2 separate regions of the Homo sapiens genome follow, and region 2 is linked to region 1. A link is a loop called in an ENCODE intact Hi-C map of the cell type or tissue named here. Cell type or tissue: dorsolateral prefrontal cortex. All regions are shown on one strand. Each heading gives the region's core, and the rest is flanking DNA. Links, peaks and the distances in the headings are about the cores only.

Region 1 (4,410 bases), core at 255-4,254:
AGAACAGAAAATACAAATTTTCTGAGGTTTTCCAAGGTTATCCTGAGACAGAAAAAAAGGACAGAATGATTAGAGCATAATGAATGGTCATTTGAGGAGTGTATTGAGATAAGGTTGGAGGAATGGTAAGTGGTCAGATCATGCGAAGTCATTGTGGTATAAAACGTAAATTGGCTCATTCAACACCTACTTCAACCTTCTCTAATTTTATTTTCTGTATAATAATGCTAGTGAAAATAAAAATTTCTCAGACTCTTTTTCAACTGGGTTGCTATATGTGACATAAGTTCTACCAAGTAGGTGTGAGTCAGAAATGAGTGACTTGAGGTGGCACCACACACTAGAAGAATGTATCTTCCGGCACATAGAACAGTAGGAGGCATTTGTTTGCTTGGGGCTACTTTAACAGCATTTTTTGCATCCGTTCTCTACTGACTGAATCCTGTGGCATAGCAGGGCATTTTCCCTGGCTCATTTTCCCTGGTTCTGGTTGCACAATATTCAGGGCTAGGTCCTTGACTCTTCTGTATTGTATATTGGAATGATTCTTTTTATTCAACCACCTAAAGTGGATTATGTTGTCTAAAAAAAAACCAAATACATGATACTACTTCTGGAGTTGTGCAGTAAGCAGCTCAACAAGCCCTCTACCGAAAAAGCATTGAAAAAAGAAGGAAAAAGAAAAGGCAAAAATTGACAAAACAGGAATGAAAGAGGGATCATCGCTACTGACCCTGCAGAAATGAAAAGAATTATAAGGAAATACTATAAACAACTTTATTTTAGTAGACAACTTCAATGAAATGAGTAAATTCCTAGAAAAACACAATGATCAAAACTGACTCAAGAAGAAAGTGAAAATGAGTAGATCCATAACAAAAAAGATATTAAATAAGTAATTAAAAATCTCCCCACAAAGAAAATCTAGGCCTACATACCTTTGTTGGTGAATTCTGTCAGATATTTGCAGAAGATATATCAAACCTTCACAAACTCTTCCTGAAAATGCTGGAGAAAGGATTATTTTTCAGTTCATTTGATGAGGGAAGTTTTTACCGAAACTGCAACGAAATCTGAAAAAATAGTTGATTCAAATAATTTCTCTTTGAGTATGTCCTTAGGGAGTCCCTAAGTTGGTGATAATGGGGGCATTAGAGATGGGGTGTTCTGATGACTATTTTTCTCATTGTCTTACTTCTCCTTTGATTGTTATTATTCTATGGTTCACAATATACAATAGCTGACTGGGTCTCTGTGTGAAGTGTTCTTCATGTCTTCTGAACCATCAAACTTCATGATACCCAACAGATTATTTGAACTCCTCTAGATCCATCACACTCCACTGCTGTTTCTCTCTCTTTCCCTCCCTCCCTCTCTTCCTCCCTGAAGTTCCTTTAAATTCATTTTATTTTGTATATATCTAGTTGCTTTAGAAAAGATTCCCACAGCAGCATTATGAAGTCTTTGTACACGGGCCTTCTTTCCAAAGTGCTGACTGACCTTTCTGCTTTTGCTGACGTTGTCAGTCAGGATTCCTTGACCACATTTATCTCGGGGGGCCAAGTGATTTTCTTCCCAGCCAGCTTGGATTCCTTTCACTGCATATCTCAGTCAATGGATCTGTACATGACAGAAAGCAATGCTATGACCACAGCCTGTTTTTTTACACTACTTTTAGGGCCTAAGTGCATTAAGCAATGTGGAAGGGCATTTGTTTCTCCCAGTTCATTCCTGACAGTTGGACATCTCTTGAGGCAGCACCTCAACGATCTCTAGAGGGCAGTGTTGCTTAATTCCAAATGCCGAACTGATCATCGTGGGTCTCTGAATGCAAAACACTGGTGCAATAATTAAAATACAATTTCTCAGAAGTTTCCTTGGAAATGGAAATGACACAATGTTTTAAATGTGTGCTTGAAAACATTTTTATGAAAAAAATCTTTTAAACATAAATAAGGATAAATAAAACTAATGAGGTTAGTTTTCTCTCTTGCCAATTTGGTTACATCATCTCTCAGGCTCTCCTCACAAAATCAAGCTCTCTCCCAATGATTCCCACAGACCCTCACTCTCCTCCTCCCCTGTCAGGGTAACAGGCATTTATCCTTCATGTTTCATAACTCTGTGAGGGAGCCTCAAGACCTCTTCTCTGACTGTCCTTCATCTACCCCAACTAATGATGAATAAATTCTCATGGAAAACCAGGGACATTAAAGTGAAAGCAGTGCTCCTGGGAATGAGAAAAAGGGAAAAAAGAGGACATTTTAATAAATTTTTGATTATGCTCTTATACATTTCAGGAAATGAATTGGAAACACTTGAGACTAATGCTTGAGACTAATGCTTGAGACTAAGGTCAAAAATAGATGAGCTTATTGTGTCCTTCTGGGGCCACAAAAGCCAATCAACTCATTAGCTAAAAAATGTTTTATGTGGTTTCTAAATATAAATATAAAGAAGGCTTTTGTGTACTTTGGAAAGTACTCTTGAACAGGAAAAATTCTTGAGTGTAAAAGAAATCTATTTTCATTCTTGTTAATATTTGTTATTTTAAAATATTATCATAGTTGTACCTTATGATGCAATAAAATCATATTCTAATTCTAGAACCTACAATAGTGAATTGTACTGTTCTTTACACATATCAGTTCTTTTAATAAATATTTGTTCAACTGAGTTGACCAAGATTTCATTGCTCAATAAATGTAATTATTGCATAAAATTTGGATTTACTTCAAAAAAAGAAACAATTGCTTGTATCATTATTTGAATGAAGCAAGCATGAGCTCTGAAAAACAAATGTCTGTAAGTCCAAATATCAGGATCAAATTCACTAAGTAATTGCTCAAGTTGCCAATTTGCCCAAAAAATCATTGAGAAACACTTTAAATTGGCAAGTCCTTCAAAATGGCTTTATATCAACAAGTCATTTTTTCTTTTTCTGGAGAAAATATCTGTCTAAAATAAATCTTATATATACTGTGAGAAAACTGCCGAAACTGGAACTAATTTTTATGTCTCTTTATAAAGTTAGCATAAACATACCTCACATTTAAGAAAACAAAACTTGTCGTGTATATTTTCTTCATAAACTTTTAGAAGTTCCAGTGTTTTTGAAGATTAAACAATGTTTTAATATGACAAAATCAGATGATTCTCTTCTTTTATTTCTGGTTTAATTCACCAACGTTTTTAGGCTTACTCTTTATTTTCACCTAAATGAACTACATATGCTACATATTATAATTTTTCATATGTGAAACTTACAATGATGTGTTTCACAACTGAAGAACAAGTCATATTAACCCAATTGGGGGCTGGGAATTTATATATTTATTCATATATCCATTGTTTGAGCCCAGATGTCTAAGTAAAATAAAAATAGACAAATGAATCTCTAAGCAAAACTTTTTATCTGGCAATATATAAAAAAGAGAATTGCAATTTTGGGCATACATACTGACCAGGGTGGTCTTTGGTATGCATGAAGAAGAAAGAGAAAATTAGACATTTTATTAGAAAGAAAAATGTTATGTATTGTTTTGAAATAAAACTCATCACCATCAATGTTTACAGGAGCTGGCAAGCTCTGACTGATAAGTGACAGTGGTACGTAAAACTAGTCTTAGAATTACTGTGGTTCATTTCTGCAGCTACTAGGTAAAACTACTCTTAAAGTTATAGCAGGTCATTTTGGCAGCTGGCTTGTGAGATAACTCCTGGGCAGGTGCTTTGTGCCCAACTATTTTTTTTTCCTGCTCTCTCAATACTAATTTAGTTGTGTATGACAAGACAACTCCAATTCATATAATCAATTTTTACACACATTTATTAAACAAATCTTATATGTGGGTTATTGTTTTAGCAACCAAGTACATAGTGATGAAAAATAAAAATTGCATACATAGAATTTTAAAACAAGATAACAATTGCTTTCCATTTTACTTTTACCTATAGAAGGCATTCAAGGGTTTCAGAAGGCAGAGAAATCACTTCCACTTTAAGACATTTTAAAAAATTTCCAAAGAAATGTTGAATTTGAGATAGGATTTACAAGAGTGGTAGGATTCTTTAGTTAACAACAGAAAAAGAGTATGTTGGTTGGGGTGACTAGAAGAAACTAAAGTGGAAATGGAACATAATAGTGATAAGAGCTTATTTGTTTAGTGCTTGCTATATGTCAGGTCGTTTATATACATTATGTCAAGAAATTCTTAAAATAATCTGAAATCCCCACTCTGTAAATGGGGAAAATCAAGCTCAGAGATACCAAGTAAATTACTGAAGGTCACACAGCTCTTAGGTAGCACAGGCTGCATTTATTCCTCACTCACATAGATCTGTTGTTACTGGATTGGCATTCATACTGAAGAGGGCTAGAATTTAAGACTAGAAAACTACTCTAGGGAA
Region 2 (4,410 bases), core at 127-4,126, 380 kb after region 1:
ACTAAATTTTGCTGCTGTTAATAATTACGAAGAATTAGATGCCTGCATAAGCAAGAGACAAAACTAAATATAAGCTGACAAAATTTTAAAAGTCAATTAACCTTCATATTAAATGGCACCAGGCTAGATTTTAAATGGTCTCAATAATCAAGTGGAATAGTTTTTTTACTGATTAGTTTCACCTTAATAATTTAGACTCAGATAAAGTGAAAAACTAGGATTAGCTCAAATAGTGACATGGCACTTAAACAACAGGTTAGGTGAAGCCATTCTGCAGAGTAGTTAAGAATGAGTACAGACAGACCTCAGTTAAGAGTCTAGATTCTACCACTAACTAGCTACATAACCATGCCCAGATTACTTCACAGTACTCCTTGTAAGGATCAAGTGAGCTATTACAGATAAAATTCTTAGGCTAGTATGGGGCATAGAGAAAGCACTTAGTAAATATTAGACACTGTTAGGAACCATGTAAAAGCCTTTGGGTTTCTCCTAAAGAAAGTAATTTTTCTCTATTGAAGAGAAAAGGAAGCATGGAAAGGGTGAAGCAATCCTAACGTGTGCTGTAAATAGAGATATCTATATTCACATGTATAGATATAAAAATATACCTCACTCATGTATGTATTAATATATACACACAAAAAATGCCTAGTTTGTCTTGTTTGTATATTTTACTGAGAGAAATAATTTTTAGTAAATTTAATGTACTAGTAATATAATACTGTAAGTGTCTCTGCATACCTTTACTAAGCATATGTAGAAGTCATAATCTAGATTTTTTTATTTTTAAAGTCTTATTTGACATTAATTTAAATAAGAGGAATATACTTTGAAGAATAATTTATTTGAATTTTTATCATTATATGACTGTTTTATTATGCCAACTTAAAAGATGTTCTTTGTCTTCTAGGTAAATTGGTGGATTTAACTGGAGAATATAAATACATGTACATGTCCTGTGGGGCTATTGTGGTAGCAGCAAGCGTGTGGCTGCTCATTGGCAATGCTATCAACTATAGATTGCTTGCAAAGGAAAGGAAGGAGGAAAATGCAAGGCAGAAGACCAGAGAATCTGAACCCTTGAGCAAATCTAAACATTCGGAAGATGTTAACGTCAAAGTTTCAAATGCACAGAGTGTAACCTCAGAAAGAGAAACTAACATTTAACAAGAATCACATCTCTGATTTCAGTGTTTATGACTTTATCTAGGAGTTTGTTTTTCATTTTGTTTTTTTAAAGTATTAGAAAAGGTTTTAGCTGAAATGAGGAGTCACAATTAAGGATGGAGGTGATATTTTCCTCAATGGCAAATTTTAAATTAGTTTTTAAAAACTTACTTATTTGGGTAGTTAAATTTTGAGATTATGCATAGAAAGAATCCATGCTATAGGTTTATTTCCATACCTGACTCTGGGTGTGGTGGTTAAAATACTAATTTTAAAGTCTTCCAGTGACTTTCGGTCTTGGTTATATGGAGAATTCTGAATCCCAAACCCCTGGTTTAAGTAGGTAGAAGGAGGATGCCTAATCCTACAAAGTGACCCTTTATACATTTCATTTTTTATTTGATATTAAAGTATGAGATAGAGTTGAGAGACAATTAATTATCCCCTCTTACACACAAACACACATACTCCCACATACTTACCCACATGTACACAGAGTATCTGGAGAATAAAACCCAAATTCAAAAAAAAAAATGATAATTTATTTTTAAGGTAAAAATAATCCATGAAGATAAAAGAAACATATGTCTGCGTGCTACTTTACAATGTTGGTTTTAAAGATAAGCACATGGGTAAAAATGAGGGTGATCCTTATTCAAAAATAACATCTGACTACTATAAAAATATTTGCATATATAAGTTTGACAAAGAAAAGAAAATCAATGTTAAACCATTAAATCTGAGCACTGTTAGACTTGATTAATCCATGCACATGATTTTTTTTGAGTAGGGAGCATTAGTACCTGGTGCTAGAGAATAGAACCCTCAAATAATTTTTAGAATTCTTACCTAATATGTAAAAGTCTGCATGACTCTTAACAATGAGTCACATCCATTGATTTTACAGGGATTTTAGTTCGTAATCCAGAAAGTAATAATCAGGGATTTTATTTTAATCAGGCATCAATCCAGATTCACTGTTATACTGAAATATCAAAGTAAAATCCTAGTTGGCAGGATTGTAAGTAGACCGAATTCTAATTTTTCCCAACACATAGTGGTAATTGGAGGTTACTGTTATGAATACTCCATCTGACTACGACTAAGAGAGTGAGGGGTGGTTTTAATGAACCCTCTAAGCTCTCTCAGTTCCTTCCCTTCCACAAAATGCAAGAGCAAAAGCAAACTACAAACAGGCCTTGTGCTCAACCACTGGAAATGCCTCCTGGGATAAGAATGGCAGCACTTGAAAATTCTGCCCTCTACTGATGAGACTTCCTGCTGCCTTTGGACATAACTAAGCCAGGAAACTTTAAAAGCCTTCTAGAAATAGAGGCACTGTATGACTTGCAATCGTAGGTATAGTTTATAACCTGATAGCAAAAAACTTGAAATATTGCAGCCCAGTTTAATTCAGCACTTTCCCATTTTCATAACTATGTGAAAACATCTGGGAATTTGAATCACTCCTGAATACAGAGGCATATTCTTTTTAAACTATAAATACCATTTTGAGTGAGAAAGTACTTTTAAACAAGAAAGAAATTGTACATTATGACTAAAGTTATAAATACAATATTTATATCTATAAATCTGAAGTTTAACATGATTAATTTAAAAAGTATTTAGTGCTTGACAAAGTAGTGTCACTCTTAAGATGTCAAAGGGAATTAGCCATTTTTTTTATTGTAATAAAGGCAGGTGCTATTTTTTTCTGGTGAGATTGCACCTGGATACCAGGCTTTTGTAATAGTTAACATTAAACATTTGATTCATAAAGTTAATTCACTGCTTAAGCATGTGGCTCATATTTAGGAAGCTATATAAAATTCAGTTTTTCATTTAACATTTGCTCTTTTGCATATGAAGAGATATTTGTATTTTTCAAATGTTAAGTAAAACAAGATGTGCCAATATCATAGGTAAATAAATTAGGGAAAATGTGGGACTTTATGGCTGTTTTTAATTTAGTTTCACCCGATCTTGATTCTTGAATTAGCTATGTTTATATTTTTAGTTCTTTTTTATTCAACTCAGATTTGTCAAGAAATGTAACCTCTAAATTGTGTAGTACCTCTCCAATCATAAATTTTCAAAAAAAAATTCTACTTTCCAAAAAGTGTCTTGAATTCTCTGAAAAGGCACATTAAACTAATATGAACATCAGATACCAGGGGGAAATAAATGGCAAAGTAATAATCATGAGGTTTTAGGTCAAAGACTACATTATATATATTTTTTATTACCTTCTAGTAGAGACATCCTCCTGGGTGCATTTCAGTGGCCTTCTCCAGGGAGGAGGTTTATTTACTTACTGATGAGTTTCTCGTCACGTCAAAACCAGTTCACATTTGTCTGGCTGCTCTTTGGTTGTCTTCATTCGTTATTTATTTCTAACACTGTATTAAATTGTTAGAAAAGAAAGTAAAACTTGCACATTCAAAGCACATGATTTGTACAGTCACACCTGGCAGTAGCACTGCACAGTTACAAATATGCACACACGTTAACTGCTATGCATAAATATTGACAGTTAAACCAGAACACAATTGAAACAGTGACATAAATACCTACAGGATTCAGAATTGTTCCAGGGTAATATAAATTATTCTACTTGTTCACTCTCCCCACCCTCTTGAACTTGTTAGAAGATTTGCTGCTTTAGCAGAATCTTTCCAAGATTGAGAAAAGTGTATCAACCTAGGATTTTCATTACTATATAGTCACATAAATGGAGGAGGAGATATATTTGGCTTCTGCCTCTGCAACAATTAGTATGAACATATTTCTTTCTCTAGGGAATAATAGGTTTTAAACATTTGAGATATCATGAAGCAAAGTCAGGGTATACCACTACAATCCCCACTAATCTCTATTCCCACATTATGAAATTGTACAGAAGAAAGGGTGTCATTAAATCAAGGTATCCAGATAATTCATGGCTACTTTAACTATTTTTTCATTCGTGTTAACTGAGCCCCCCATATTTTTTACTACTTAACCTTAAATATGCCATCACTAATTTATGAATAGAACATTGTGTTTGCACTTTTCCTGACCTATCCTCACCCCCTTTCCTGATCCTTTTTGCATTCACCTAGCACACCTTAAGAGACAAAAAATCAGGTTTTAGTGTATTTCACATTGGAAGACATGATGTTTTCTCAGTATAAATCTACAGGACTCATAAACAATCACTTTTTTGGTGCCAAGTTTCAACCCTTTAGCTCATGGACTCAT

Evidence for each region. Hi-C counts contacts between places; a loop is a spot of excess contacts. Peaks named below come from ENCODE experiments on the same cell type or tissue, not always from the same donor. Only the 100,000 strongest peaks of a DNase experiment are listed, where the experiment ranks them.
Region 2: it touches region 1 in a loop (6-fold over the local background); 5 of 110 quality-filtered maps call a loop at or near these places.

The regions. Positions count from the first base shown.
Region 1 is chr12:59,401,691-59,406,100 of GRCh38, forward strand. No RefSeq gene overlaps it. Among named protein-coding and RNA genes, the nearest start is that of LINC02448, 120 kb to the right of the region's middle. In dorsolateral prefrontal cortex, for the core only: CTCF peaks have their summits at 1,797 (motif pointing right) and 1,997; a DNase peak (open chromatin) is centred at 1,781; H3K4me3 peaks cover 817 bases.
Region 2 is chr12:59,778,510-59,782,919 of GRCh38, forward strand. SLC16A7 (solute carrier family 16 member 7) reads left to right here. Exons shown (of 6, transcript NM_001270623.2): 6 at 914-4,410. The coding sequence ends at 1,170. Among named protein-coding and RNA genes, the nearest start is that of SLC16A7, 180 kb to the left of the region's middle. In dorsolateral prefrontal cortex, for the core only: a CTCF peak has its summit at 2,431 (motif pointing left); no DNase peak of the experiment used is centred there; H3K27ac peaks cover 318 bases.